Regions from separate parts of the Homo sapiens genome. Here region 1 is linked to region 2. The links are chromatin loops, found by intact Hi-C in ENCODE. Cell type or tissue: HepG2. All regions are shown on one strand. Each heading gives the region's core, and the rest is flanking DNA. Links, peaks and the distances in the headings are about the cores only. Region 1 overlaps DCDC1 (doublecortin domain containing 1). Region 2 overlaps DCDC1 (doublecortin domain containing 1).

Region 1 (4,407 bases), core at 124-4,123, 270 kb after region 2:
GGTTTTTAGTGCTGAATATAAATTACTCCTATGTATCCAGAATCTAAATAACCAGGAAGCTCAACCAACTAGAAAAACAAAACAAAATAGCAGGTAAAAGACTTATGTTAAAAGCGAACTTCCAAGAGATGTCAGGATTGGCTTTGTATCCATTTGTATATCCATTTATTTTTCTAGACTAAATATATATGTACTACTGGCAATTATTATTAATGTACCATATGTTTCCACCATATTTAATAATTAATCTTTGAAAAATAAATTTAGATTGTGTTAAGGTGCTTAAAGAAAATCAGTTGAGAGGGATATAATATAACATTATGGAAATTATGATGAAATAAATATTCTTTTCAGTGTTATTGTTGAAATGATTTCTTATTCTTAGAAACTCCCAGCTATACAGGATGGATTATTATCATAGCATAGCATTCTCCTTCTTAGCCCTTAATTGCCATTAAAGTCCAGTTCCTGTTTTAAATAATTTGCTAGTTATCAAAATAATGTAAAGAGATAGGGCAAAGGGGCATGAATATACAATAAGGCAGATGAACAAATTTCAACTGTATTTATTAGTTTGTACAAAATATTCCAGAAATAAAGTAGAATAATGTTTAATTTACAAAAATTACTTGATCTTTGTAAATTTTGGCTTGCAAATTAATAATGCTGCAGTCTTTAGTGTCTTGTTTCTATTAGGATGAAGTTACTTAAAATTTAAATCTTAAAATAATTGTTTACATAAAATATTAATTTATCTTTAATGTTCATTGTCAGTTGCAAAATAAAAATGGGCTAAAATATTTCATACAGTGATACTGGTTAAAAACTAGAGAGTAATATTTGATGTATTCAGGTTTCAGCGGTGCATCTAACCTTTTAACCCTTATGCAGTGTTTAAGACCAGCTTGTGCATGTAGTTCCAAATTTGGAGTGATTTGTTCCCTGTCCAGAGTACTAGAACCCTAGAAAACTTCAAAACAGTTCAAATCCATGGAATTTTGATGGGCTATTTTCAAATTCCATCAAAGTAAGTCATTATTACTATTACTTTTTACAATCTATATATTTATTTTTCTTATCCTTTCCTTTTTTTCAGAGATGGAGTACTTAAATTCAGTCTTATAAACTGAATCCTATCAAAATTAATACACAAAATATATTATTGTACCCGTATGAATAATATCCTCTTCACTGTTTCTACGGAAACATACCATTTTAAATTCATTATAAATACATTCTAAGTGCTATTATCTTGTTGCTTAGGTAATCCTAAAAACTGAAAAGTGGTCAGCAAAATAAATAGCACCTTGCGTAAAACAAAACGTTAAAGCGTTTCTTTAACAGTCGTGGGATGTGAATCTGATCATTTTAACCCTCATGTTTGTTAGACACTGCTTATTTGAGCTGGAATTTGCTGGAATATCTGTTATTTATCTGTTATATACTGTACCAGATCCAAATGATATATTGTCTAATTTTATTACTATGTTCATTACCTTATTGGAAACAATACAATTTTGTCCTGATACAATATGAAAAAGACTATTTCTTTTCAACTAGGGCACATTTAGATTTGTTTTTGTTTTACTGTTGATTTCCAAGAGTGCTAAATAGTATCTTTTTGTTACTATGTATACAGACTTGCACAAATTTTCATAGTTGTAGTTCCATTAAAGGCACTGGACTCCAAAAAATTATCTAAAGTATTTTTGTTTTCCATTACTTTAAAAGATTAATTGAATAAAGCATTGTGGTGGATCTGTGGCTCCATTAATCATTCTGAAATTGATATGTTTAATTCTGGATTTTGTTTTTGAGAGAGGAGATAACTGTCAATCAAATATTGAACAGAGACCCTAGTATTTCTTTTAAGTTCAAATAAATCTGGGAGGAAATTGCAACTTTGTTCATACTCCTATCCATGGAAGTAGATACTCATGAAGTATCATAAATAGAATTTTGCCTTTAATGGGAAGGCAAAGCTAATAAAGACATTATATTAAATAAATAAAATTGCCTTTGAAGCTTATTTGGCTGCCTTGTGGGCTGTGTGTATACATGAGTGTTTTCAAGTAGGTCCTTCCAAAGCCTGAGATGTTTTGTTTTATATAACGTTTCTATCAGAAATACCAATTGTTCAAGAACACCCCTGTCCACACTGAAGAAAAACATGGAAATATTAAATAGAAGCAAGTTCTCCAGGGGACTACGAAAAGGCTGCCTGCAAGCATTGCATGAATCACTGTCTCCACCTAGTGCTAGCTTTTAAGAATTAGGATTCCAGAGAACTTACTGATGCTGTAAAGTTCTAATTTGTGTTGTGCACATGTGTTGTCATTATAGCTGGGCCAGCTAGTGCCATTACAGTTAAGGGTCTGTCAGCTTTTCATTTATAAAGCAGAATATTAAGAGTTCTATTGCTTTTACATGAAAGGTCAATCTGTGTCAGAACTCTGCAGTCTAATAGCCTTTGCTCTATGTTAATGTTTATTAACAGTGTAAGTTGAACATGACCGGCTCATTTTAAAGACACCCTGATGGGCTGAAGTTATATAGGCACTGCAACCAGATAATGAAAAACTGTAGAAGTAAACTAAGATGTGATTTTATATCCATACAAGTATGCTTATATAAGATATATACATATAGTTGTTCTATTATATATTTATACTTGAAGATTAAATTCCATCCCCAACACCCAACTTCTTGGTTGAGAGATAATTTAGATTGAATTTAGACTCTTTTATGGCATACTACCTGAGAGTATGATCAGATAGAGATTTAGATTGCTCCTCACCCGTGTCTTTTGGGTGCTTCAATTCGAGTTTCCTAGTAAACAGTAGCCTGAAGAAGTTTATATGCTAAGGTTTATTAGGAAGGGCAATCCCAGGTCAGCAAAAGTGAAAGAAAAATGAAAGCAGGGAAGGGAAGGAGGGAAATAAAGTACCAGGTGGAGTGTGATGGATTTGGCCATAGCTTCAAAAGTAAACTCACTTGGGACACGTTTCATCCAGGTTTGTAGGACCCACATATCTTGGGAAGGAAAGGAAAGGGATTTATTTATTGATTCCTCTTGTCCCTAGGTTCTAATTAGTCAAAGTTTGCCCCAAGAGGCATTGAGTCCCCCTCACTTCTGGATTATATAACTGATCCTCCGAGGACCTTTTAGGCAGTCACTGGGGAAGCCAGAGCCCATGCCCTGTGGGACAATATTTTATCTGAGACAGGAAGTGGTGGAATGACTGGTCAGCTCCAAGAAGTGGAGCACTCCAGTAGTTCAGTGGGTATGAAGGAACACTCCATACCCATGAGCATTCCATAGTTCAGTGGGTATGAAGGAAGCTGTGCCAAAGCCTGGCCCTCTCTCTGGGAGTATATAAGAGAATCAGTGCTGGTAGAAGACGAAGTGACTACAGTGGTCGCCTAAGATCTTCACTGAACATGTGAACAGGGAGGAGAATGGGGCTGAGCGAATTTGGAGAGGCACGTAAACCGGGCCCAGTACAGTCTACCTCTTAGGCCATTCAGATCCACTTGCACCTCTAACAATATCCCTATCTTATAGGAGAATAAGATGCCCTCAATTCTGCCTCAAGGGGTTGGGGTTATAGTTAAGTACTTCAATGTGGTCATCCGTTGCAGTCTCCTAAAATGACTCAAAAAGGGTTTGCAAATCAAGCCTCAACCTTCACTGCTGCAGTTGGTCCTAAGACTCTGATTGGAAGGCATCAACTTCCTCCTCTTCCATCAATTTTAGATTTCTCTTATTCTTGGCCAGTGCTTTGACTAGTGTGAGTTACTTTACCCAGGACTTTATCCTTGAGAAGTCTCAGCCCTTAATGTATTTGCCCATACTAGACTATGACTGATGCAATTGCCCCTTTCCTCTATTCACTGGGCATAGAAGCACTACCAAATGTCCCCAAGGTCCCCTGGGTTTCAGACCTTTGCCTCCACTGTGTAGGGGCAAATTTCAGTCCTCATGGCAATCAAGATCAATTCTCCAATCACTCCCCAGGTCAGTGGAAGACTTATTGCATCCACTGGCAGAAGTGTTACCACAGTGAAAATCAGTACCCAGCAAAGCCTAAGGTTTTAGAAATAGGAATACAGATTCTGAAGTAGCTTTTTGAAAGTGATGGCAAGAAGGGCCAGTCCTCCCTCTACCATTGGTTTCTGAACCCATGTATTCTAGCTGTTAAGGACACACCACCATGTAATGCTGGGATTATTGCATATACTGATCCTTAGGATAACACCCCAACCTTACCAGTGTTACCCCAAGCTGGAGACTTAGTTCAGACTTCAGGGCCATTCTTTCATTCTCTGATGCCAACTGCTTCTGGGAGATAATGTACAATGTAAGACAGGTGAATCTTGTGGTTCACTATTGCACATCCTTTGCCA
Region 2 (4,407 bases), core at 95-4,094:
TAAAAATCCCAATTTAAGTGTTTTAATTATAATACAGATAAAGTAAACTTAATATGGATACAGATTGACTTAACAAGGAAAGTTGTGTTTTTTTTTTCTACTCAACTCTCCCTTTACAGAATATGGACCATTTTTCTAAGTTTATAGAGGTAGGCACTTTAAGTTTCCCTGAGATGAATAATTTGGCATTAATATATTATTAATGCATTTTTTCTAATACACTGTTGATGTATTTGCTTTTTATGTCTGTGTGTGAATGACTTCCATAATTGTAAAAAATGGAAATGATTATAACCTAAATTTATTTTTATTTTCTGACCAAAAATTTATTCTCAGACATCCTAATGTTATATCCCCACTTATATTTAAGATCATTCTTTAGTTAGATGAAGATATCCTTCTTTAGTTAGATGAAGATATCTTATGTGGAAATTTCTAATCATATTGGGTAGAAATATTGCATTTTAAAAACTCCAAATAAAGATAGAATTGTCCAGGCAAAGTACTTGAAAGTAGACCTGACAAATGTTCTTTAAATTACTCAACCACCTACAGGTATTATTGCCTATGACTCTTTTGAAATGAGAATAAATTTTATAGAGTTACAGCAGCAAAGTGAAAGAGTGTGTTTGATAGATTCCCTGAACAGTTTCAACACCCACAGGTATTATTTGTAAGAAAACAATCATGCTGAGTCTTCAGCTGGTTAGAGAGGGCATAGCATTCTATCTTCACCTGACATCCTATCTGTTCTGTCAACATCCTGGGCCCCCTGCCTCCTGCCCCCTCCTCCGAAAACAATAATGCTCACTGAGAGGTTCGTGTGAACGGACAAGAATATGAATTTTTTTTCCTTGAAGAACTAAAACAGTATTGAATACACATTCTTAGTAGGAGGAAAACCAACTCTCTTAAGGATTGACTAGTATTTTCTATTTACTATTCAAATGGATCAGTGTTGTCAATGATTGCTAGTTAAGATCTTTGGTTCTTGAGAAGTCTGACTAATGATTGATAAAGCAATTGTAAACATCTTGGGTATCATTGCTTTGCTTTATTTTATTCAGAGACATATATAGTGGCTTCCTCACTTCTTGTTAGTAGCGTTAGTTCGAGTAAACATCAATCTTACAACAAACTTCTGATTTTCAAATAATAAAATTCATTCTTTGCTCTTATTTTATATATGTTGCAAAAGGTGGGAATTAATGTAACATTAATTTATTGCTCTCTTTCATAAAACTTTCTCAATTATGTTAGAAAATCAATTTTACATAACCTCCCTAAAATAATCAGTATCCTGTTACATTTCTAAAATATTTGAAGTTTCTGAACATAGCCAGTCATGCATGGAAAAAGGATATGGCAAGAGTTCATTTATCAACACTTAATATGTGTGACTGGGAAGTAAATGTTGAAAGCTTTAGAGAAAAGAATTACAGCATAAATAAAAGGTGCTGGAAAGGGCTTCAGCCTTGGCAAACCACAGGTGAGTTACATCTTTTAGAACTGTACAGCACAATACACTATCCCTTGTGTTTTTAAATTAAAATTAAATAAAATTGAAAATTGGGTTCCTCAGTCTCACTAGCCACATTTTGATTACTCAATAGCTACATCATCACTGAAAATTCCACTGGACAATTCTTTTTTAGAAGGCAAAAATTCGGTCAGATACTCCATTTATACTTCTGGCATTGGATTCCTCATTCTGTGATTAACAAGGTGACAAATCTTTTAACATGATCAGGATCTAATTTGGTGTTGGGTAGATAAGGTGCTCCAGTCCTCATAAAGCAAAACAAAGCAAATATTTTGAAAACAAAACAAAACACATATAGTTCACAATCTGTTTGCCTTCCAACCACCAGGTGGACACCTTTAGGCCCTTCAGTGTCTCTTAAGATCCTTATAAGTGAACTATATAGTGTGGCATCTTTGGGGACTACAATTCTACCAGTCACTGATTTAACCTTATCTTTTGGGTACCTCCCCACCCCCAAAAAGTAATTAGAGAACCAAAGAAGACAAACTCAAATGATGAAGTGTTGAGTACCACATATGTGCTCTGTCTGTGTGTTAACCAGTGTTGAAAATACAGGAGAATTCTCTAAGGCCTAACCCTCAGGAAGCTAACTTTCTTGTTTTGGAGACAAAGCATACCCATGTGAAGCTATTAGGAAATATGCTTATCAGTATAAAAATAAGTGCTAAAATATGTGATACAGATTCTATGTATTATGGGAACTTAAAAGAAAGACTAGCATGAATAGAATGAAAGTGAGGTTGAAATGAATTTTAAAGGCTGCATAATCCAGTCCTCTCATTTTATAGATAATAAGACAATAATACTTACCTCATTGAGCTGTTGTGAAGATTAAATAAGGTATATAAGACTCTTTTTTTTTTTTTTGAGATGAAGTCTCACTGTATCACCCAGGCTGGAGTGCAGTGGCACGAACTTGGCTCACTGCAACCTCCACCTCCCAGATTCAAGCCATTCTCCTGCTTCAGCCTCCCGAGTAGCTGGCGTTACAGGCACATGCCACCATGCCCGGCTAATTTTTGTATTTTAGTAGAGATGGGTTTTCACCATATTGGCCAGGCTGGTCTCGAACTCCTTACCTCAGATGATCTGCCCACCTCAGCTTCTCAAAGTGCTGGGATTACAGGCATGAGCCACCAAAGATTCTTAAAACAGTACCTGGAACCTAGTAAGTGCTCACTGGGGATTAGCTATCATCACCAGCATCTTTATTATTAATATTATAAAGTAATTAACACCAATGGCAGTAAGGTCCTTGTCTAAGGTGAGACAGCAAGATAGAGTTGTAATGGCACTAAAGCCTATCTTCATTAGCAAATGTAAGGCATGTTTTATTAACTGAAGTATGGGCAGAGTTTGAAAAGGAGATTGAGATAGGCAGTGGCATGAAGTCAGGAGTGAACAAGATTTCAAGCAGGTTATATGTGATTTTTAAAAAAGGATATCAGCGGCCTTTGGAAGATAATGAAAACTTAGAGTGAATAGGATTAAAGAAAAAATTGGCGTTAAAGAATTAAGGGCAGTGGGTATAGATAGGACCTCTCAGAGGCTGAGAGTGGTTATATTTTTTTAAAGTTCACAGCATATTAAATAATGAAGAAATGCCAAAACAGGATTTTAAAACTGTTAAGTATATTTTAGATGATTAACCTTAAAATTAACTCTATTAACAAAAAGCACAGTATGATATAATTGTTCTATTTACATGATAATTAAAAGATTTCTAAAAAATATTAATTCATAACCCATGTTGGGGGCATGATCTGGTGATGGGACAGATATTTCAAAATGACTGTCTTCTCCAGAGTATCCTGTCACTGTATGTGTAACTTCTTGATTGTATGTGTAACTTTATTTGCAGATAATGAAAAAGGCTAAATTTGTGGCCTATTTTGAATGTAAGACTAAGGTCAGAAGACCTTCCTCAGTCTCAGGATCTGAGATCCTAACGTGGTTGGATAGTGTGGATGGGGAAAGCAAGTCATTGAGTTTGGAAAGCATATGCTAGAGTTTACTTTAGGAAGAAGATACACACTGCAGGAGAGCAAATCCACTCACAGCATACAAGACATGCCAAGAAGTGTTTTCCTTATTTTGTTTAAATCTTATTTTATCTTTCACACATGGTGGTGGGAGAAAAGTAAAACTAAATTTGATTCAGACCAAATAATTTAACCAGCTTATTTAGGCAACGCTCAGCCTTTTGAATAAAGATGCTCAGATGTTCATCTTTCTGCCATTTTTTTTTGTGTTCCCTCCAAGAAGTCATCTGTGTTTATGGAGGAGAAGGGCTTATTAAGTAACAATTGGGGTTGTTCCCCTGAAGGTATACAAAGAGCAGGAGATGTACAGTGATTTTAAGAGAATAAATGTCCAGATTCCCAACTCCTATATGCACTTTTTACTAAAATGATTCTGCTTGAGAATGTGCCTGCAGTGTGAGGGAATGCCGTCTCTTTTCTCTTTTCCCATTTTCCATTCACCCTTTAAAAAGGCAAAGCACACCTCTTCCTCATCCTGAGTCTATTCTGGCATATCACCTTGTGGTGTAAAAACCTCCAGGCACCAAACAAAGGGACACTTTGAAAATATTAGTGTCATAAACTTGTGATAGGGCTCCAAATCTTTCCTTGCTGTTATATATGTATTTCTGTTAAGGAAGAAGTGGGATAGAAATACAAAGTTGAGGAGAAAAAGGAAGGATGTAAGCTTTCTGATTGTCTTAGCACTTTGGGAGGCAGAGGCAGGGGGATTGCTTAAGCCCAGGATTTCGGGACCATCCTGGGCAACATAGGGAGACACCATCTCTACAAAAATAAAAAATTTAGCCAGATGTGATGGTGCATGCATGCTTGTGGTAC

The links. Peaks named below come from ENCODE experiments on the same cell type or tissue, not always from the same donor. Only the 100,000 strongest peaks of a DNase experiment are listed, where the experiment ranks them.
Region 1: it touches region 2 in a loop (16-fold over the local background); 10 of 110 quality-filtered maps call a loop at or near these places.

What each region holds. Positions count from the first base shown.
Region 1 is chr11:30,958,432-30,962,838 of GRCh38, reverse strand. All of the region lies in intron 20 of DCDC1 (doublecortin domain containing 1), which reads left to right. Among named protein-coding and RNA genes, the nearest start is that of LINC02859, 230 kb to the right of the region's middle. In HepG2, for the core only: a CTCF peak has its summit at 2,243 (motif pointing left); a DNase peak (open chromatin) is centred at 2,248.
Region 2 is chr11:31,231,094-31,235,500 of GRCh38, reverse strand. The region is part of intron 9 of DCDC1 (doublecortin domain containing 1); the gene reads left to right. Among named protein-coding and RNA genes, the nearest start is that of DCDC1, 140 kb to the left of the region's middle. In HepG2, for the core only: a CTCF peak has its summit at 1,870 (motif pointing right); no DNase peak of the experiment used is centred there.